2 separate regions of the Homo sapiens genome follow, and region 1 is linked to region 2. The links are chromatin loops, found by intact Hi-C in ENCODE. Cell type or tissue: gastrocnemius medialis. All regions are shown on one strand. Each heading gives the region's core, and the rest is flanking DNA. Links, peaks and the distances in the headings are about the cores only. Region 1 has its middle 19 kb from the start of TCP11L2. Region 2 overlaps LOC105369956 (a long non-coding RNA gene).

The links. A loop is a pair of places that touch in the nucleus more often than their neighbours do. Peaks named below come from ENCODE experiments on the same cell type or tissue, not always from the same donor. Only the 100,000 strongest peaks of a DNase experiment are listed, where the experiment ranks them.
Region 1: it touches region 2 in a loop (5-fold over the local background); 16 of 110 quality-filtered maps call a loop at or near these places.

Annotation. Positions count from the first base shown.
Region 1 is chr12:106,277,214-106,289,518 of GRCh38, reverse strand. It overlaps the pseudogene RNU7-94P. Among named protein-coding and RNA genes, the nearest start is that of TCP11L2, 19 kb to the left of the region's middle. RefSeq lists an enhancer at 794-1,088. In gastrocnemius medialis, for the core only: a CTCF peak has its summit at 6,933 (motif pointing right); a DNase peak (open chromatin) is centred at 6,972.
Region 2 is chr12:105,416,472-105,426,391 of GRCh38, reverse strand. LOC105369956 (a long non-coding RNA gene) reads left to right here. Exons shown (of 3, transcript XR_945297.3): 3 at 1-67. Among named protein-coding and RNA genes, the nearest start is that of C12orf75, 91 kb to the right of the region's middle. In gastrocnemius medialis, for the core only: a CTCF peak has its summit at 5,566 (motif pointing left); a DNase peak (open chromatin) is centred at 5,531; H3K27ac peaks cover 453 bases.

The DNA.
Region 1 (12,305 bases), core at 4,064-9,063, 860 kb before region 2:
TCCCTGAATCATGGACTCCATATCTTGCTCTCTTCCTCCTCTCATCATGTGTCATGTCACATACCTACTCAAAAACCATCAGTGGCTCCCCATTACTCCCAAGTAAAACTCAAACTTCAAGGCCTTCATTGATTGGGAAGCAACCAATTCTTTCTGCCTTATCTTCTAGCAAGCTTTCTCTAGTTATAATGATTGTGCAACAAATTAGTCCCTAAACTTAGTGGCACAAAACAACCTTTCATTATGCTCACAGATTCTTGTGTATCAGGAATTTGAACAGGATTCAGCAGGGAAGGCTTATCTCTGCTCCACAATGTCTGGGACCTGACCTAGAAGACTTGAAAGTGGAGGGTAAGAGTCACTGGAAAATCTCCACACTTGTGGTGGTGGTTGATGCTGGGAAGACTCCAGTAGCTGGGCCTCTGAGGCATCTCTCCATCTCGCTATGTGGCCTTTCCACGTAGTCTCTGCAGCCCAGTAGCTTCAGGGTAGCTGGAATTCTCACACATGGGTTCCCAAAGCACATGTTATGAGAGCATGCCAGGTAGAAGTTGTATCACCTTTTCTAGCCTGGCTTCAGAAGTTGTGAAGTGTCATTTCCACTACATTCTCTTAATTAGAAGCCTGTCATTAGAGTCGGCTCATATTCGAAGGGAGGGGCATTAGACTTTACCTTTTGTAGGAAGTGTCAAAGAATTTGCAGACATGCTTTAAAACTACAGTGGTTCCCCCTTATCTGTGGTTTCGCTTTACAAGTTTTCAGTTACTTGCTGTCTACTGCAGTCTGAAACTATTAAATGGAAAATTCCAGAAATAAACAATTCATAAGTTTTAAATTGTGTGCCATTCTGCGGAGCATGATGAAATCTCGCCCCATCTTGCTCCAACCCGACCAAAACATGAATCATCCCTTTGTCTAGCATATCCATGCTGTGTACACTACATGTGAGTCACTCAGTAACCCATTAGATTGACTGTGGCAGTATTGCAGTACTTGCGTTCAAGTAACCTTTATTTTACTTAATAATGGCCCCAAAGCACAAGAGTAGTGATCCTCACATATTGTTATAATTATTCTATTTGATTACTAATTATTGTTGTCAATCTTTTACTGTACCTTATTTATAAATTAAACTTTTTCATAGGTATGTATGTACAGGAAAAAACATAGTCTGTATAGGGTTTGGTGCTATCCATGGTTTCAGGCATCCATTAGGGGTCTTGGAATGTATCTGCCACAGATTAGGAAAGACTACATACCACAAAACCCCACCATTATTTGTCACACTTTAGGAATGCTAAAACACTTATTGATACCTAAATTTGGGGTCCTGGTTTTACTTATACACTACTCTTTTCTCACGGTATCTTTCACCCCATAAATCTATCTATCTCCCAAATTTCTACTTGCCATTTAAGATTCAGCTCAGATGCTACCATGCAACCTGTATCATAACCTTCCACGGCTCCACCTTTGGAAGTAATTATGCCCTTCTCTGTACTCCCCACAGACCTCAGTTTCAATTTCCCCTGGGTGACCTGAATACATATTTGTTGAATGGATAAATAGAATAGGATAATAAAATCTTAGGTGTGAAAGTGACATTAAGTGCTACTGAGAACATCCTTTTTGAGTTTATTTATTTCTATTCATGTCTGTTCCTCCTTTAGATTTTTAGTGTCTGGAAGGCAGGGACCAAATTTCACTCACCTCTGTAACCACCCCCCAGCCCAACCTTTAGTTCTTCCAGCAGTGATTTGGCCTAGTAGGTCTTCAAAGAAAGTCAGTTAAAGGAAGAAACCTACCTCCCAACACACACACCCCCTGCAATGCACATTTGACTAATTTGCTATTTCTTTACTAATCAGGTAATATTTGGTTTGAGGCAGGTTGGAACAGTTCGAAGAAATGATCTCCAAATGCTCTAAGAGCATAAAATGCTCTTAAACCACAAGAAGCCACAGGTCAGAATTAATAGTCTTTGTTATGGCTACCTTCCCACCAACAGCCACTTTTCTGGAGAAGATTGATGCTATTGTTTTAAACAGACCTGTGAAGGGTCACAGGTTGTAGCCTCATTCTCAGCCACCCTTCCTAGCCCCTTACCTGTCTTATTTTCTCTTCTGCAAAAGCAGAAATTTCTGGGCCACAGCAAGCAGATGAATCAAGATCATTTTGTGTATAGTCGATATCAGCACTTAAAAAAGCAACCCACTGTTGAGCAATTTATGATTTTTTTTTTTTTTGAGATGGCATCTCCCTTTGCTGCCCAGGCTGGAGTGTAGTGGCACGATCTTGGCTCCCTACAATCTTTGCCTCCCGGGTTCAAGCGATTCTCCTGCCTCAGTCTCCCGAGTAGCCGGAATTACAGATGCCCGCCACCATTCCCGGCTAATTTTTGTATTTTTAGTAGAGACAGGATTTCACCATGTTGGCTGGGCTGGTCTCGAACTCCTGGGCTCAAGTGATCCACCCACCTCAGCCTCCCAGTGTTGAGATCACAGGCATGAGCCATTGTGCCCAGCCCAATGTATGATTTATAAACAAACGACGTCCCAGTAATTATCAGGGATTCTTGGCAAGAATACCTAGTTGCACATAGGAAACTTAGTTCCTTAGGTGGCTCATAAAACACGATTCAAACAATAATGTCTTTGAAATACCAAATAGTTAAGCTGGGCGTGATGGCTCATGCCTGTAATCCCAGCACTTTGGGAGGCTGAGGTGGGTGGATCATGAGGTGAGGAGTTCGAGACCAGCCTGCCCAACATAGTGAAACCCCATCTCTACTAAAAATACAAAAATTATCCAGGCATGGTGGTGCGTGCCTGTAATCCCAGCTACTCGGGAGGCTGAGGCAAAAGAATCATTTGAACCTGGGAGGCGGAGGTTGCAGTGAGCTGAGATCGTGCCACTGCCTTCCAGCCTGGGCGACAGAATGAGACTCCGTCTCAAAAAAAAAAGAAATACCCAGTAGTTGCAATGAAAAAAAAAATGATACAATGCCAGTAATTAAACAAACCTGAAAAACAGTGAATATAGTTTTTCTAAAGAACTTCTTCAGCATGTTGATGTTTGGGGGGAAAAGCAAACTGAAGGAAAGAAAAATAAGAACATAGTTGGAGAATTTGGAAGTATATTTACTAAAGACTGACCCCATCCATGATTTGGATAATTAATTTACCTGGTTCATTTTTACATCTAACTCAGATTTTCAACTCATGTTTTACTCCTGGTCTCAGTCCACACAACCTTGTGAGTAGAAAATGAGGTCATACTTCCTTTTTGTATTCAAATTATGATGGCATGAGTGCATACCAGCTGTATTGCTGGAAATCAGTCTTCTTTAAACCATCCCGCAGTTAGTTCTGAGCACTCATGCATGTCTCTGAGTTTACAAACACTGCATGCCATTAACCTTGTTTGTCCTCTCTTACTCGGATTATCGCGTGTGCAGGTTTGCTGTGCATAGAGATGCTTAGACACCTTTGCCACTATGAGCCATAGGACAGCCAAGACTCATGGCAGACAATCTCTGGATACTTCCATAGCTTCCAAACTTGTGCTGGGCTCAATGCAGAAGTGGGAGGCAAGTCCTCTCCCTGACCCTGTACACACTCCTGTTTGCTTATGCTTGGAGCATCGTGATGTCTTCCTTAATCAGTTCTAACATAGTTTAGCCTCCTGGAGACAGCTCTGTTAGTGCCTAGCCCAAGAACTTTGGCAGTTATCAGATTATTAATCAGACATGGCTTTGTGAAAAATTATATATATGTGTGTGTATATATATATAGTGTGTATATAATATATAAATATATATTATATATAAAATATATACTATAAAAATATATATAATAAAATAAAATATATATAAATATATTATATATTATATATAAACATATATATACACACACACACATATTTAAATCAGGGGACTGAAAAGATTAGATGGAAGCAAGGCTTTCCCAAAAATATGAGAATTAGAGGAGTAGAGAAAAGGAAGAAGAGGCTTTAAAAGGGTGTGTGTCTGTGTGTGAATGTTCTTGCTAGGCCATGGAGTGAGGTAGAGTCAGTCAGATTGTCATTAATTCATTCAGAAAATATTTATTGAGCACCTACTAGGTGCCAAGCAGTGCTTAAATCTGGAGAACCCAAGAGTGATCAACACAGGAAAAGTCCTTGTCCTCAGGGAGCTCACATTTTAGTAGGGTAGGCAGGCAGCACAGAAACCAAGAAATTGATCCACGTGATAATTTCATGTATGACAAATACTATGACAACAGAGAGGGGCTTGGGGGCCTATTTTTTTAGGTAGCTTGGTCAGGTAAGGCTGCAACGCTGAAGTTACATTTGAGCAGAAATCTAAACAAAGCGAGGGCGTTAGCCTGCAGATGTCTGGGGAAAGAATGTTCTAGGTAGCAGGAATGGCAGGTGCAAAGGCTGGAATAGAAGAAACTGGCATCCTAAAGGAACCAGCAGGGGCAAGTGTCGCTGAAGCATGGCGAGTAAGGAAGAAGTTTGGCAGGAGAAGCTGGAGCTAACCCAGGGCCAGATCATGCGGTATCTGTAAGTGACAGGAAATGATTGGAGGGAAATGACAGGACGTGATAACTCTTTTAAAAGAATCACCCTGGCTGCTGTAAGGAGACCAGTTGGAAAGATGTGGCAGCGATTCAGGCTGGAGATGAGGGTGGTTGAGCTGGGGTTGTGCAGGTGGCCTTGTCCCTGTGGACAGAGCGTGCCCTTGAACAGCAGTTGCATGTTGATCCTTTTGAATCACATCCTGGGGGTACACTTTGAGGTGCAGCTTTCTGACTCTCATGCTTGACAATGAGAATGAGATTAGCTGGAGTGGAAACAATTGACGGGTATGTGACAAAGAACATAGTGTCATTAGAGGCTCTCAGGAAAACCCTCAAATGGAAACTAAGACTGTGGCATCTCCTTGTAATTATTTTTCCTTGCCAAGGGAACAGATGGGATGACTGGATGACAAAGACTGCTCTTAAGGAACGCATGCCAAGGTGGCTCTCTCAGTTTACTTTCAGCTTCAAGGAACAGAAATCCAATCTAAACTGGCTTCCACAGTGAGGAAATCACCTCACATAACTGGAAGTGCAGGATTCAACCGGGAAGTTCAACTGGGATTCTGCTCGCTTGAATATTTTTATGTGCATCTCTTTATAGACAGAGCCCCCTAACCTGCTTGACATTTTCTTTTTTTCCTAACACTTGTCTTCTAGCATATGATGCAGTGTATTTACTTATTCTGTTTATTAGTGCTGTATTGTTTATTCTCACTAGAATTAAGCTCCATGAGTGCAGGGATCATTGTTTTGTTCACTAATGGATCCCAAGTGTCTAGAAAAGTGCCTGACACTTAATAAATGTTTGTTGAATGAAAGAGTAAAAGGGTGAAACATCTTCCCTTGGATTCCAAATGAGGAAAAAGGAGGGTCACCATGATCCTACAATTTCTCCCGTGGGGAATTCGATAAAAGGAAACTCTCCATTTATTGGAACAATTTCCTTATGGCCCCCAAAGGAACAAGACTATAAGCTGCAAACCAAACCCCTTTGTCATTTGTTCCCCAACCACTAATTGAGGAATACCAGGTTCAGGATGGTTCAAATGACCTTCAGGTTTGCCCAAGTGGTGGATGTTAGTTGGCAATGTATTTGATCAAGATTAAAGAGTGTGTGGTTCCTGGTTGGGCACGGTGGCTCACACCTGTAATCCCAGCACTTTGGGAGACCGAGGTGGGCAGATCACCTGAGGTCGGGCGTTCAAGACCAGCCTGACCAATATGGAAAAACCCCGTCTCTACTAAAAATACAAAATTAGCCGGCGTAGTGGCGCATGCCTGTAATCCTAGCTACTCTGGAGGCTGAGGCAGGAGAATCGCTTGAACCCAGGAGGCAGAGGTTGTGGTGAGCCAAGATCACGCCATTGCACTCCAGCCTGGGCAACAACAAGAGTGAAATTCCGTCTAAAAAAAAAAAAAAAAACAAAAATAGAGTGTGTGGTTCCTTTGACTGGTCTCAGCCCCTGAACTTTATGCCTTGACAACAGCATTCCTAACTCTGGCGGGCCCTACACACATGGAAAAAAGAAGCATGCAGTGCCACTCCCTTGAGACTGTGGATGTAGTTAGTTCTTTTTCTTTCAATATCTGCCTATTAACCTTACTTTACTATGTTCTGGGCACTGTGGAAGACGCTGGAGAGAGGATAATGACCAAGAGACGGTTCTGGTCCTCAAGCTTAGTGATGGGGTTCAGGGAGGCAGCCAGTTTAGCACAGGAGACAAACATATAAACAGATAATTATAATCAAACGTTATGGGTTTGGCATTAGAGGTATAGTGGGAAGAGTGATCAACTCCATGTGAGGGAAAAGGCAAAACTGCAGGGAGTGGGGGGGGGGCGTCTGTTAAGTAGGGTTCTAAAAGCTGAATAGGAGTTTGCCTGGCAAACATGGAATGGGAGTGGGCAGAGTGATACTCCAGGGAGAGAAAATAGCAGGTGGCAGTGTTACAGCTCTTTTACAATTTGTGTGGCAGGTTTCCCGGTTTTTACCAGAAAAATCTAAAGAAAAGAAAACAACAGGTACAAATATATGGATGTGGGAAGCAGCACTGTGTGTTTAACGAACTACAATTGGTTATGTATTGCTAGGGTACAAAGTGCTAGGAGGAGAAAATTGAGGCTGGAGAGGTGGGCAAGGGTCAAAGTATTCCTGCTTTGTATACTCTGCTTAGAGGTCTATGTTTGTTTTAGGTGACGCGTTTTCATCATGAGAGTGAGAAGATCAGATTTGTATTTAGAAAGATCACTCTGGCTGCCAGGGACAAGATGGATTTGAGAAGGGCAAGCTAGAGACCAGGAGATTCTAGAGAGAAAAATACTAAACCTAGGTAATATCTCACATTGACCACCAGGTGGAGCAAGTAGGCCAGGACAGCTCGGTTGCAGGCTGCTGGGGTAAGGAGGAAGGATAGGGTAGGAGAAAGCGCCAGCATGGGACTGATTCATAAGTTGGGTGTTCATAACTCTGGGAAGATCTGTAGTGAAGCACAAACAAGAGGCTACCTAAATGTCCACAAATAGAGGACCCACTAAATATCACAAAGCATTCACACACTGAATTCCCAGGCTCCAGCGAGGTAGATCTGTACGTATACACATGAAAACAAGCCCAGGTGAAAAAAGCAAGTTATAAAATACTGTGTACACTATGACCCTGTTGCGTAAATGTCTAGAAAGATGATCATAACATTAATATCAGTGGTAACTTTTGGAGAGCATTTTGGAGCTATTGAGTGTGTGTGTGTGTGTGTGTGTGTGTGTGTATTTGTCTTGGTCTGTTTGGGCTACTAGAATAAAATACCAGAGAATTAGTGACTTATAAATGCTAGAAGCTTATTTGTCACAGTTCTGGAGGCTGAGAAGTCCAAGATTTGGCAACCGGTGAGGGCAACTTCCTGGTTCATAGAGGGCACCTGCTTGTCGTGTCCTCACATAGCAGAAGGGCTGATGAGTCTCTTTTATAAGGGCACTAATCCCACTCATGAGGACTCCATCCTCTTGACCTAATTATTTCCCAAAGGTCCCAACTCCAAATATCACCTAGGGGGTTAGGAATTCAACATATGCATTTTCGGAGAACATAAGCGTTTAGTCCTTTGCAGTGTGTGTGTGTGTGTGTGTGTGTGTGTGTGTGTGTGTTGAATTTTGTCAAAATATAGTTGACATACAGTATGCTGGATATATTTAAAGTGCGCAGTTTAATACATTTTGACAAATGTATACACCTGTGAAGCCATTGCCACAATCACAATAATGAATATATCCATCACCCCCAAAGGTGTCTTTACTGCCCTTGAAAACCCTCCCTATCATCCTTTTCTGTCCTCCATCCCCAGGCAATGGCTGGTCTGCTTTCTGTCACTAACAGTTTGCATTTTCTAGAGTTGTATATAAATAGGATCATTCAGTATGTACTATTTTTGGCCTTGTGTCTTTCATTCAGCAATATTAATTTGAGGTTCATCCACATCGTTAAGGGTATAAATAATTAATTCATTTTAGTTGCTAAATAGCATTACATTGTATGGCTGTATCACAATTTGCTTATCCATTTATCTGCTGATAGACATTTGGATTGTTGAGGGTTTGGGGCTATTATGAATAATGCTTCTCTGAACATTTGTGTTCCAGTCTTTGTATTTGCACATGTTTTCATTTATCTTGTGTAAATATGTACCTAGGAGTGGAATGGCTAGGTCATATGGCAGGTATACGTTTAATTTTGTAAGAAACTGCCAAACTGTTTTCCAAAGCAGTTTTACCATTTTACATCCCAGCAGCTGTATGTGAGTATTCCAGTTTTCCTATATACTTGCCAATATCTGGCATGGTCAGACTTTTAAATTTTAGGTCTTCCAATGGGAAATTTTTATTTCTTTAATGACTGATGATGATGTACATTTTTTCATATGCTTATTTGCCATCCATAGATCTTCTTTGGTTAAGTGTCTATGCAAATTTTTGTTGGCCATTGACATTTACATTTTACTTTATACTTCCATAAAGTTATACCATTTTTACAATGACCATATGTCTCTTTTATATTTAAAAACATCAATTTAAAATATCTCAACCCAGAAGACATCAATAACTATGATTTGAACTTTAAACTTACTAGCAGTATATTATGCTAAGGTGAAGGCAAATCTTGATTATATCATTAAAAGATAAAACATTTGATTTTAACATCTGGTTTCAAATTATTAGAAATAACCTCAAAACCAATGCAATTTTTATTTCCATAGATTATTACGTTTGAGAGATATCATGAGTTTAGACTCAAATGAACCTGGCTTCAAATTCCAGCTCTTTTACTTATCAGCTGTGCAATCTTCGGCAAATTCATTTTTGAAATCATCAAGAAGCAAGGCCAAAAATAGTACACATTGAATGGTTCTATTTATATATAATTCTAGAAAATGCAAGAGCTTCTTCCATTTTCTTCTTTTAGAAATCTGACATATCATTTACTGCATAGGTTCATTTTGAGGTTTAAATTGATATTATATTTAACCAGTCAGCGCAACAACTAGCATGTAGTATGTACTCTACAAATATTAGAGCTTCTATGACAAGACAGTTTGATTGTCTTGGCAACCAAATTGCTGCATGCTCAAAATTCAAGCTAGTCGGTGAAATACAGCACAGTCACAGTATTTTGTAAAGGAACTGTTGAAACCGTTGTCAAGGCAGGCAACATCCTTTGTGATAACAGAGATCTCTCCCTTACCCCATTTATTTTTAAAGACTCTGAAAGAAAAGCTCTGGTTTGCGTTTGGTTTTGAGGAAACAAACAAACAAACAAACAAAAACAGGTACAGGAAACTTAGGTTGAAATGGACTTTTTGAGCATCTAGCACATATTGGCTTTCTTTGTAGAACCCTCAGTATCTTCTGTTGCTCAAGCCACCAAATGATCTTGCAGATGCTCATGGTACCCTGCAGGATGGTTCAGAGGTAGTACAGAGCTACTGTTTTACATGTTTCAAATTGGAGTTATTGTCAAGTTAGTGTTATTTGGGATAGTGTCATTCATAAATGCTGTATATTACATAATGCAGTGGAAGAATCATGGCAGTAACAGGGGCAGGAGGCAGAGAAATTCTAGGGGGACAGGGGTGGGTCCCCAGTGAAACCTCACCTTCAAGCCAAAAAAACAGCCTGAAACCCATGGCCCAGAGTGAGAACTTCTATTCCTGTTTGTCTGCTCTTTCCCAATTGGTTCTTTCTGAATAATGCCTTTTAACCAATCAAATGTTGCCTTTTCCAGTACTACCTATGGCCTGTCTCACCCCCATCCTGTGCCTATAAAAACCCCAGATTCAGCCACAATGACAGAGACAACCTGACTTTGGGGAAGAGACGACTTGACTTCGGGGAAGATAAGCTGATCTTCTCATCCCCTCTCCAGCTCTCTCTCTGCTGAGAGCTGTTTTTGTTGCTCAATAAAATTCTCCGCTGTCATTACCCTTCAATTGTCAGCGTGACCTCGTTTTTCTTGGATGCTAGACAAGAGCTCAGGACCCACCAAGTGCAGGTACCCAGAAAGGCGGTCACAGTGGCCCTTTGCCCTCACTGGCGGAGGGCAGCCACCCCATGAGATGGGGCCAGGGGCCGACTGAGCTGCTAACATGCCACCATCTGTCAGGCTGTGGATGGCATAATTAAAAGAGCTAATTATCCCACTAACACCCACTCTGGGGCTTTGGGGTTGCAGGCATCCCAGCCTGGGCACCACCACATTTCCCTTGGGGTGACATGCCTGGTCTGGGCACAGGCCCCGCACAGAGCTTGCTCCTGTGTTGGTGCTCAGAGTGGCTGGCTGAACCCCACACTCACTCACTCATGTGCTTCCTCCTGCAAGGGGCTGAGCGTGGTGGGCTGAGTAGACGGGGTGCCCCTTGCTTCTAGTCCAGCAAAGGAGCCGAGAAGAATCCTTCATCAGCAGCTACACCCAAAATGAAGCTTTTGAAAGGGAGACATGAGGAACACCAGCTGAACACATGGCTAAAGAAAGGGAATCAAGACAGCTGCATGTCAGGCCCTTGAATTTCTAAGGGGTCCCAATCTACAGGCTGTCCCATCCCCTCGAGCCCCATGGTTATTTGCCCCTGTCTCTATTATAGCATCAATGACCTGGCATGAGGGTTGCTTGTTCCATAAGCTGCGAGTTCCTAAGGAACTTAAGGTTTAAGTTCTTAAGGATTGTTGCTTGCGTGTTTTTCACTTTTCTATATGACTAGCATCTGGCACAAAGCAAATGCTCAATAAAGTTTATATATTTAAATATAACAGAAAAGGATAAAAAATGTTTGCTATCCACAAACAGCTGCCTTGTAAGAAGAGTATGTTCTGCATCAATAAAAAGTCTTTTTATTCAACGGGGCACCTGGGAGCATTAGGAGCTGAGTCTAGAGGTTGGGGCTTGCATGAGTGGAGAGAATTTGGAGTTCAAGTATAGCAGACCATGGGGAGGGAGGGTCAGTGGGGATCCAGTGAGACACTACATAGAGCAAAGCGGCCATAATACATCTTCAGGGCCTGGTGGCCAAAGAGTTTTATTTTGTTTCATTTCGTTTTTACAAGGATGTGTCAAAGTTCATGTTGAAGTTCTTTGAATTTCAGCAGAGTAAACCTCTCCTTGGGGCTCCAATAACTTCAGTAAATTCTGCACATTTGAATTACTTTGTAAGTGTGGGCTTTCCATAGAAACCAAAGAAGGGGTTGAGTTTTCATCTGGGTCAGAGACAGAAAGGTGAGACTTTTCATGAATGAAGTAGCTTGGTAGAGTGTTAGGAGTTGGAGGCAGAAGAGGCTATAACAAAATAAACTTAAGAAAGCAAACTCCTGGGGTATTTGGGGGAAATCTTGGGTAAGGCATTTAAACATCCCCCTAGGACATGAATTTGTAAGTTTCTACCTCATTTTATGTATGATGTAGTGAGACTGCAGCTGACATCTAGTATACAGCAGGAAGGAAAGTGGGTAAAAAAATGTAGAAAGAATACAGTGAGGGGAAGATGTCCTTCCCACTGTTGATGAAAAGAGCCAGACATCGTAAAATATTTGAAGAGGTTTATTCTGATCCAAATATGAGGCCCATGGCCCATGACACAGCCTCAGGAGATCCTGAGAATATGTGCCAAAGATGATTGGGTTACAGCTTGGTTTTATACATTTTTAGAGAGACAGAAGTTACAGGCAAAGCCATAAATCAATATATGTAAGGTATACATTGGTTGAGCCTGGAAAGGCAGGACATCTTGAAGATCTTGAAAGTGGGGTGACTTCCAGATCATAGATAGATTAAAGATTTTCTGATTGGCAATTGGTTGAAAGAATTAAACTATGCCTGAAGAGTTGAAGTTGGCATAAAGAAATGCTTGCGTTAAGATAAGGGGAGTGGTGGAAGCCAAATTCTTGTCATGTAGATGAAACCTCTAAGTAACAGGTTTCAGAAATAACAGATGATAAATGTCTCTTATTAGACCTTACAAGGTGTCAGATTCTCAAGTAAAGAACTAGTAAGGGAAGGAGATTCTCTGCAGAATGCAAATTTCTCCTACTGGAGATTGCTTCTCAGGGCCATTCCAAAATATGACAAGGAATATATTGTGGGGTAAAATACTTTAATTTCCTTCAGGGCCTGCTATCTGTCATGTGATGCTATCTATACCAGAGTCAGGTTGGAGCTGGGTATCTTGTTCCTACAAAGA
Region 2 (9,920 bases), core at 3,399-8,398:
ACGCAAGTCCTTCTTACCCAATATTAAGGCAGTACAGGGCAGTTAAGAAGAGCTTACAGTTAGACTCACTGCTCTGAGGCTCAGTTTCCTTATTTATAAAGTCAATGTAATATTCTCTCCCTTTAAGGTTGAATGAAATAATCTACATAAAGTGCTCAGTATGGGGCTTGTCTCCTGGGGGCTCCCATCTGCCATGAATATCTCAACATTGTGGTTGGCCAAAAATATTAGACCACCCTCCCTTCATAGCATTAAGGATGCTTAACTCAACTTGTACACTCCTTGGATGCTTTGCACTGCCATGTCCAGTGTCTACCTCTGAAACCAAGCCAGTTTCCCCAGCCCACATCATATTGGCTGAGGGGTCAAAGCCCTTGTTTCTCTCTGGCTGGCTGAGAGCCCAGCATGCCTGCTCCTGTTTCCCCACTTTAGAGTAGTGCTATTAGGTAGAATTTCCTAGGATGATGTAACTGTGCTGTCCAAAGTGGAAGACACTAGCTACAAGTGGCTACTGGGCACTTGAAATGTAGTTAGTACAATTAAGGACTAAAAATTTTAATTATTTTTTATTTAAATCACCACATGTGGCTGTGGCTAGTGACTGTCATATTGGACAGAACAGGTATGCAGTATGGTCAACCAGGTGTGTTCCCTGTCTCTCTGAGTCCTTATATCACCCTATACGGGGTTGCTTAGCCACTCACAGTAAAGTCCTGCCCCACAGGTAACTCACCACATACCCGTTGGCTCCTATAGATGAGCCTGTGATGGCATCTAGTGCATTCGCCTCGGTATTGAGAAATACACCTCCCAGGTAACAACCCCTGTAGGGGTCACTGGAAGGTAAAGAGGAAACAGACGAGCAATCCAGCAGTGGGACTGCAGCAGTCAGAGCTGAGAAGGGGTGTATATAATTACATATCCCAGAGCCAGAGAGGATTAGAAGTGCTACAGAAGTGAATGTCAGGCAATATGATATTCCACAGGTGTGAAAGTAGCGTTTCTACAGAGTTGGCCAACACTCTCTAAATCAAAAATATCTGCTGCCGAATGGGGGGAGAAAGAAAGTGAAGTGAATCATAAACTAGAGTCAAATGGGATAGGAGAGACAGTACAGAGTAGTCAGCCCAGCAGATCATACAAACCTGACTGCCCACACCTTGCTCCAAAGGTTGAGTCCTTTATCAAAGGGACGTGTGATTTAAATTGAAATAATACGTTTAAAAAAAATGATTTTAGGCCCGGCGTGGTGGCTCACGCCTGTAATCCCAACACTTTGGGAGGCTGACGCAGGCAGATCACAAGGTCAGGAGATGGAGACCATCCTGGCTAACACGGTTAAACTCCGTCTCTACCAAAAAATACAAAAAAAATAGCAGGGCGTGGTGGCAGGCACCTGTAGTCCCAGCTACTCGGGAGGCTGAGGCAGGAGGATGGCGTGAACCTGGGAGGCGGAGCTTGCACTGAGCCGAGATCACACCACTGCACTCCAGCCTGAGTGACAGAGCGAGACTCCATCACAAAAAAAAAAAAAGATTTTACAGATGAGGAAGCTGAGGCTTAGGAAGGTTATTTACTCAAGTTCATGCAGTTTATAAGACTTATAACTGTGGGATTCCAGATTTTCATCCTCAGTGATCCAGAATTCACAAGGGAGGTGAGGAGGTCATTTTATTGATCCGAGCATCAAGTGAGAATAAAAATGGATATGGAATCAAGGCCATTTTAGTACCTGCTGGGATGCGTGGGACCCAAGAGCAGAAGGGAAGGATTCAGGAATGAGGATCTTATTTAAGGATCCAGATGATAAGCTGGGTTTTTGATGTGTTGATCTGTAGGTTGCACTGCAATAACTAATTCAAAATGATCAAAAGTCGTTGGAAACGCAGGACTAAAACTATGACGAGAAGTTGGAACTGGAGATAGAAGCATCAATTGAGGAATTGTTGCAAAGCGTACAAAATCTCAAAAGAACAAAGAGAAAGCAGCAATAGCCAAAGAATTGCCAGAGAGGAGACACTGACAGAAAACTGACATTCCCCAGCATGCGCCACTTTTGCTAGGTAGTTGTACCAATCTTTATTTCACCTCATTATCCACACGACAAACGTGTCAGAGAGATATGAGAGCAAACACTTTCCTTTTTCCTTTAAACAAATATTCTCTTTTTCTAGCAACTTCTCACAGGCTGGGGTTGGGGATTCTCTTCTCCAACCTGTGGTGGAAACACATCCAGGGGAGACCACATCCGGGGCAAGGGCAAGTCATGTGACCTAGGCTGAGCCAATAAATGCCTCCCATTTCCCTCGTCACAGTGATTGGTTGAGGGATAGGCACAAGACCCAATCAGCTTCAGCGAGACCCAGTGAGGCTTCCGCTAGGAATGTGTGGACGGAGTCTGGCTGGCTTTCCTTTAGAATTCAAGCCTGAGATGTGTGGGGAATGGAGCAAATGTAACTGTCCTTCTACCATTTGAAACCTGAGATTGGAGTCAAAACTAAGGAATTGCAGCAGAAAGGAAGAAATTGGGTCCTCTGGTGACTATTGAGTCATGAATCAAAATATGCCTAAAGTGAGAACCCACAACCTTTCCACTCACGTGAGCCAGGAAATTCTGTTTGGGATGAGTTTTCTAGTATTTGCAGCAGAAGAATCCCTACCTGATGCAGAAATGACCCACATTTTCCAGCTGAGGCAAATAGAGGCCTCAGGAGATTAGCTAACTTGCCCAAGTTCACACAAATAACTAAGACAAAATTTGAAGCCACTTTGTTTCACCTTGAAAAGCTGGTGAGGAAGACAAACTGGATTTTTAACTGACTGCAATATGACAAACATATGTGAAAAAAGAAAGACACAATAGGAAAATGGAGTGAAAGAAGGGCAGAGAGTGAAGGACAGTGTAATTGAGGTACAAGTTTCAATGACATCTGAAGATTATGAAAATCTGGGGTTTTCCTGGTGCCCCATCTCTCCCAGTGACTCAGTAAGATAGGAAATGAAGGCTAACTCTGATTACCTAGTTGACTATTTTAAACTCCAGCCATTTATAGAGCACTAATTAGAAATCATTTCAAGCAAAACATCTGTTCATTGATTTGCTGAAACATCAATATTGGCTGTCTATGAGAATAATTTGCATTTCATTGCTAAGGAAAAAACATTAGTACCTGGAAACCAAAGAAAGCAAATCTAGACCCACGAAGATCCTCAGTTTTTTTCAGAAGGCAAACCACCATGAATTATTCTAATTATTTGACCTTTTCACTCCAGAATAATCCAAAGCGAGCACCTGCAAAGGGAGTGGGGTGAAGTATCGAGTTCATAGAAGCCCTCAACAGGTATTCTATTTTTGAGGTTCCATATTTTCAAATTTATACCAATTTTGCATTCTTCTTCATAAATACATTTGTTTCCATGTAAAAGCATTTTAGGTATTTATCAACTACTTATTTCAACAAATCTACTAGTGAAATGTATTCTCTGACTGCATGCACCCCATGTGTCTTGCGACTTCTCACACATTAAGAACACCAACACCCCAGGTGTTACAGATTAGAGAAACTGGGATAACAGTGGCACAAAACAATGGGTCTCTGCTTGCTGCTTGCCAGCACCTGTTCTGAGTGTTTTTCATATATTAACTCATTGAGAAAACTGAGTCACAAAAGACTAAGTTGCTTGCCCAAAGTCACAAAAATTGTGAGGGGTAGAGTTAAGATTTGAATGCAATATCTGGCTCCTGACCACGAGGCTATATGCCTCTCAAGTTCCTCAATTTTTGACATAAAACATTACCTGTCATCTGAGGACTATAATAAAGAGTGTGTTAGAACACTCTGCTACACTATGCTATGTTATACTATCTTATACCAGACTATAGCATATTATTCTACACTATACTGCACTATGCTATGCTACACTATATGATACTGTGCCTCACTATATTATGCTACACTGTACTACACTATGCTGTATTATACTATACCACACTATATGATAAGTAGGCACAGACTTTGGGGGTGACTTGTTAGTATCTGTCAAAATTCTACATGCTCACCCCTGAAACCTGGCAACCCCATTTTTAGGATCCATCCTAGTGAAAGACTTGCAGAAATGGACGAGGCACACACAGGCACCCTTGCCACACTGCTTTTTAAAGGGGAAAATTCAAAAAGTCTAAATAGCCTTTGACACTGGAATTCTTTCATTCTAGACATTCCTACAGTGGATTGCCATTGTAGCATTAAAGAACAAGGTCAATGTTTATGTGTGGCATGGAAAACTCTCTAAGGTACAGGATTAAGTGAAAAGGGCAAGTTACAGAAAGATATGTACAGAATGAGGCAGGGATTTAGACATTTAGGTTGAAAACAACATAAACTGTATTTTTGTACATGAAGCAGACTCCATGACAAAGAGCAGTAGGGATTTCAGTGTTTGACGATGGTTAATGGTGGCCCAAGAGACACCTAATTAGGAGACTAGATAGTAGACATTGCAGTTATTCACCAGAAGCAAAAAGAGTGACAGGCACACTGGGGGTGTAAGAAAATGCCCCCCTTTATCCAAGATGCTTAAGAAACTAGAAGAATGTCCTGCAGGATAGCATAGGGGCAAATCAAAAAGGACTTTGAGGGGATGTGGCATGGAATACAGACTGATGATAATCCCTGGCCTGGCCCTTTGCTCTGACTGTTCAAAAGGTTGTCTGCATCCCACAGAGAGATGAATCGCGTGGCTTAAAGTCGCCCAGCTATACCTGTAATCCCAGCACTTTGGGGGGCCAAGGCAGGCAGATCACAAGATCAGGAGTTCGAGACCAGCCTGGGCCAACGTAGCGAAACCCCATCTCTATTAAAAATACAAAAAATTAGTCAGGCGTGGTGGCTCATGCCTGTAATCCCAGCTACTCGGGAGGCTGAGGCAGGAGAATCACTTGAACCCAGGAAGCGGAGGTTGCAGTGAGCGGAGATGGCGCCATTGCACTCCAGCCTGGGCCACAGTGCGAGACTCTGACTTGAAAAAAAAAAAAATCACCCAGCTACATAGGGACTGAGCTGGTATTACATACCAGATGCCTGTAACTCCAAAGCACTCCACTTTCAATTCACTCAGCTCTAAACTGTTGATCTTTAAGTTGCTTTCCAGGTGTTTTCAAAGAGTGTCTTGATCTCTGACACAAATTGTATAAACAAACTAGGGCCCAGGCCACCAGACTCCAGGGGCTCCTAAGACATGTCCAAAGAGAGCAGGTGTGTCATTTTCTATGAGAAGTTTTGGTTTCCATGTTCACCTTAAATTGTGCATAGGATTTTTATTTGAAATTATTGATATTTTTCTCCATTCTGTTTCATTGCAGCCACCCACCAATAAATAATATTTTTAAAAATATTACCTATTCTACATGCTCTCCACATCTCTTCTGGCACATTTTGTCACTTAGTCACTCTGCTGTGCTTTGTACACCTTGTTTCTTTCTGCTCTGAACTTGAAAGGCCCAGAAACAGCATTGGCCCAGAGGCAAATCAGATTGCTGTGGGGATACTGCCCTCTGCAGGCCACTGCTATGCATTTCCCTTTATCCTTAAGGATACAGGCCATCAGTAATAGCTGTTACATTCTGACTTCTTCATGGATTATCTCATTTAGTTTTCACAATATCCCTCCTGAGGTTAAGAACTATTATTATCTCCAGTTTTTGCAGAAGAAACCTGAGTCCCAGAGGGGTTAGGTAACTTGTTCAAGATCACACAGCTAACAAGTAGCAGAAACAGGATTTGAACCTAAGCCATCTCTCTCCAGAATCTATCCTGCCAACCACTATAGCAGACTTCCCAGAGGGAAGGTAACTGCCCATTTTTGAGCAGCTGTATCATGACAGGCATCTTACATACAATACCTCATTTAATCCATCTGTCAGCCAAAGGTAAGTAAATTAACTCAAAAAAACTAATTGACTTACCTGTGAACCCGTGGCTGGTAAGTCAGGTCTTTCTGAGTCCAAAGCATTGGCTTCGTCCACGTGGTTCTCATGCAGGTGCACTGCTCAGCTCTTCTTTTCAGAGAGCATTGGCCAAGGGTGCAATTGACTGACAGCCAGCAGCTGTGTGCCTTTAGAATCACTGTGGCATTTGCACCAAGGCCACCATCTCCCTGAATTCTCCCAGCCATGAGTGAGCATGAGGGAGGATTAGAGCCAGGCCACATCTGCCCAGGATAGGCCTCCTGGATGGAACCTGTGCCTGGAGCCTGCCCCTGGGCCTGAGGAGGCCCTCTCAGAGCCGCACTGTAGTCCTAGCTCTCCTCCCTAAGTCCTCCTGCCTGCCTGCCCCCACTTTGCCGGTAGCAGGTGGCATTGTGGTCTGAGGATCTCCCACCCATTCCTGCTCCCTCCTCCTTTATCTTTCATAGGTAATTTAGCATCCTGGGCACTGATCTTACCCTCATGTTGCTCACATCAAAAGATTAAGATTAGTCATGAACATCAGCAACTGTGTGGCAGATGTCGAGGGAGAAGCCTGGAGTCTGTATTCAGATCGGGACACAGTCCTGCATCTGCCATCTGGTACAAGTTCTTTCTCAGTCACCCAGCCACTGTTTCCACCTCTATAAATGGAGCCCAGTAGAGCACCACAGGCCACATGCTTTGACAGCTAACAAAGCTTTGGGCAGACCTAGGTTCAACTCCTGGCTAGATAAACTCATGAGGGATTTCGCTTCTCCACACTTCAGTTTCTTCATCTGTATAACAGGCACACTAACACACATCTTGTGGTTCTGCTGTGACAATTAAGAGTGGTATATATGTGGCTGGGCACAGTGGCTCATGCCTTTAATCCTAGCACTTTGGGAGGCCAAGGCAGGCAGGCCACCTGAGGTCAGGAGTTACAGACCAGCCTGGTCAACATGGTGAAACCCCATCTCTACTAAAAATACAAAAATTAGCCTGGTGAAGTAGCACATGTCTGTAGTCCCAGCTACTCAGGAGGCTGAGACAGGGAGAATAACTTGAACCTGGGAGGCAGAGGTTACCGTGAGCCAAGATCGGGCCATTGCACTCCAGCCTGGGAAAAATAGTAAGACTCCTTCTCAGAAAAAAAAAAAGAGTGACATATATGTAAAGAATCTTCATAGAAAATATGAAATGCAGGGCAGCTATTTGCCAAATTCTTTTCATAGGAATAAGAAAAGATCATATATGGGGAAGTGCTTTGTAAGGAATACTAGCCAGACAGAGGTTAGTTATTGCTATAATTATAAATGCTGCAAGAAGGAATGGAATTAAGCAGTCTGGAATTCAAAGGAGGGGGAGATTTCACAGCACTAGGGAAAGAGGAGTCGGGCGTTGGAAAGGCAGAGGTGGTGTCCAGATGTGGGGACCAGCAAAGGCAAGAAAGCACAGCGCCTGCCGGCAAATCGCTCTGGGGCTGCATTCCCTCAGGGTCCTACTGGAAGAGCACAAATGCATCTGACGAAGGCACCCAGGGCAGCGTGTTAATGGAAGGAATGTGTGGAGGAGGTAGGAGAAGTGCCTCAGCTATCTCAGGCCTCAGGCAGTTTAACAGGGAGTTTATCATCACAAGGAGACACAAGATGCAGAAGAGCATCCAAGACACTGCAGGATAGCTATGGGAGTTCCAAGGGTACCTGCCCAGGAGATGGGGGCATGAAGAGCAGATTCCCTTAGACCGCAAGGAGAAATGAACATAGCCCAGGCAGAGGACAGCCACAGGCAGGGAGGCAGCAGCTCTTCATATTTGGATCCCACTTTTCCACAAGTGTTCACAGACATCTGCCTGGCTACCATGACACTGAGGCGGGACTAGAAAGATGGCCGCCCCTTCAGCAAGCTCATCCCACGCCCCTTCCCACTCCATCTGGGTGGGGCTGATGTTGCCCATGCAGCTGGGATGGAATTTAAGATTCATGACACTGGCATTCCTATGTGGAGGCTCTGGGGCAGGGCAGGGCCATGCTGAGCCCACATCCAGCATTTTTCACACGTCCCTACCCTGGTCTCCACATTCCTGACTGCACACACATACTTGTGCACGTGACCACTTCACCACCTTTTTAGTGAGCACAGCTGACTCTTTCCACTGTTGGGAGGTATTCATGTGTGGGGTAAATTGAATAAATGACAAGTATCACTATTTCCAGTGGCTCAGTTAAGTTCCATTACCTTATGAGTGAACACAAGGCTCTCAATTCCCTGGTTCTTAAGAATGACCCAGTACAAAGTAACTGGTTGAAAACCCCCTCATTTATTAGCTGTGTGCCAGGGTCACGATGCTTAGCACAGTGAAACTAATGATGTCTGCCTCACAACGCTGATGTGAGAATTAAATGTAGGTAATGTAGGTAAGCTTCAACCACCCTTAGCACCACCAAGTCTTGAGGAAATGCTGCTGAAATTCACAAAATGTTTGGGGTGTGTGGATTTCTTGGGAATGGCAGCCAGAGACTGCGCTGTCTTTAACATCCTAGAGGCAACAAGCAGTATAACAGAAACAGTAAAAAGATACATTTTGTAGATGTGATTAGCCTCTGCAATAGCAGACACACACCAAGGGCCATTGAGTCTAAGGAGACAAGAGACTGGCAGTGACGTCAGAAAAATGCAGAGAGCCTGGTAACATGGAAGGTCACCTACTTGCTGCCCCTCTACCTTTACCCACCCCTGCCTAGAAAAGGGGTGGTACTAAAGATGCCACTGGGACAGTACTCAGCTGGGGAGACACTGAGTGCTACTTGATCTGGCAGGGGAACTTTAATGGAAGAAATTCTTCCCAGGACTTTGGAAGGACTGTGTTCTGATAGCCAGTTTACTAAGGAAGGATGTGAGACCCAGAGCAAGGCAAGGGTGTATTCTGGGCTATTTGACAAGTGGACAAGTTCCTGGTCATGGATTGGACCCTTCTCATGTCTAGCTTTCTATGTGTCCAAGGGGTAAAGGTCAAATTTGATGGTCAACTTGGCCAGGCTATGGTGCCCAGTTGTTTGGTCAAGCACTAAACTGGATGTTGCTGCAAAGGTATGTTATAGATGTGATTAGCATCTCCAATCATTTGACTCTAAGTAAAGGAGATGACTTTCCATAATGTAGTTGGGCCTCATCCAATCAGTTGAAGACCTTAAGAGCATAGAAAGAGATTTCTTGAAGAAGAAATTCTACCTCAAGACTGTAACATGGAAATCCTGCCTGAGTGTCCAGCATGCCAGTCTGCCCTGCAAATTTCAGGCTCAAGGCCTGGACATCAACTGTTGCCTGAGTGTCCGCCTACCACTGCCCTAAAATTTTAGATTTCCCATCCCCCACAATCACATGAACAAATTCCTTAAAATAAATCTTAGTGCATGGAGATGTAGACTCTCTTGGTTCTGTTTTTCTGGAGAATCCTGACTGATCCACAGGGTAGTTATTTTTTACCCTTTTTTTTAAATTTAATTTTTTTTTTTTTTTAGATGAAGTTTCATTCTCATTGCCCAGCCTGGAGTGCAACAGCGCAATCTCAGCTCACTGCAACCTCTGCCTCCCGGGTTCAAGCGATTCTCCTGCCTCAGCCTCCCAAGTAGCTGGGATTAGAGGCATGCACCAGCAAGCCCAGCTAATTTTATACTTTTTTTAGTAAAGATGGGGTTTCTCCACGTTGGTCAGGCTGGTCTCAAGCTCAGGTGATCCACCCGCCTCAGCCTCCCTAAGTGCTGGGATTACAGGTGTGAGCCACCATGCCCGTCCTTTAAATATAACTTTTAAGATCAGGGGTTCATGCGCAGGTTTGTTATATAAGTAAACCTGTGTCATGGTGGCTTGTTGTACAGATTATTTTGTCACCCAGGTATTAAGGTTGGTGCCCATTAGTTATTTTTCCTGATCCTCTCCCTCCTCACACCCTGCAACCTCCAAAAGGCCCCAG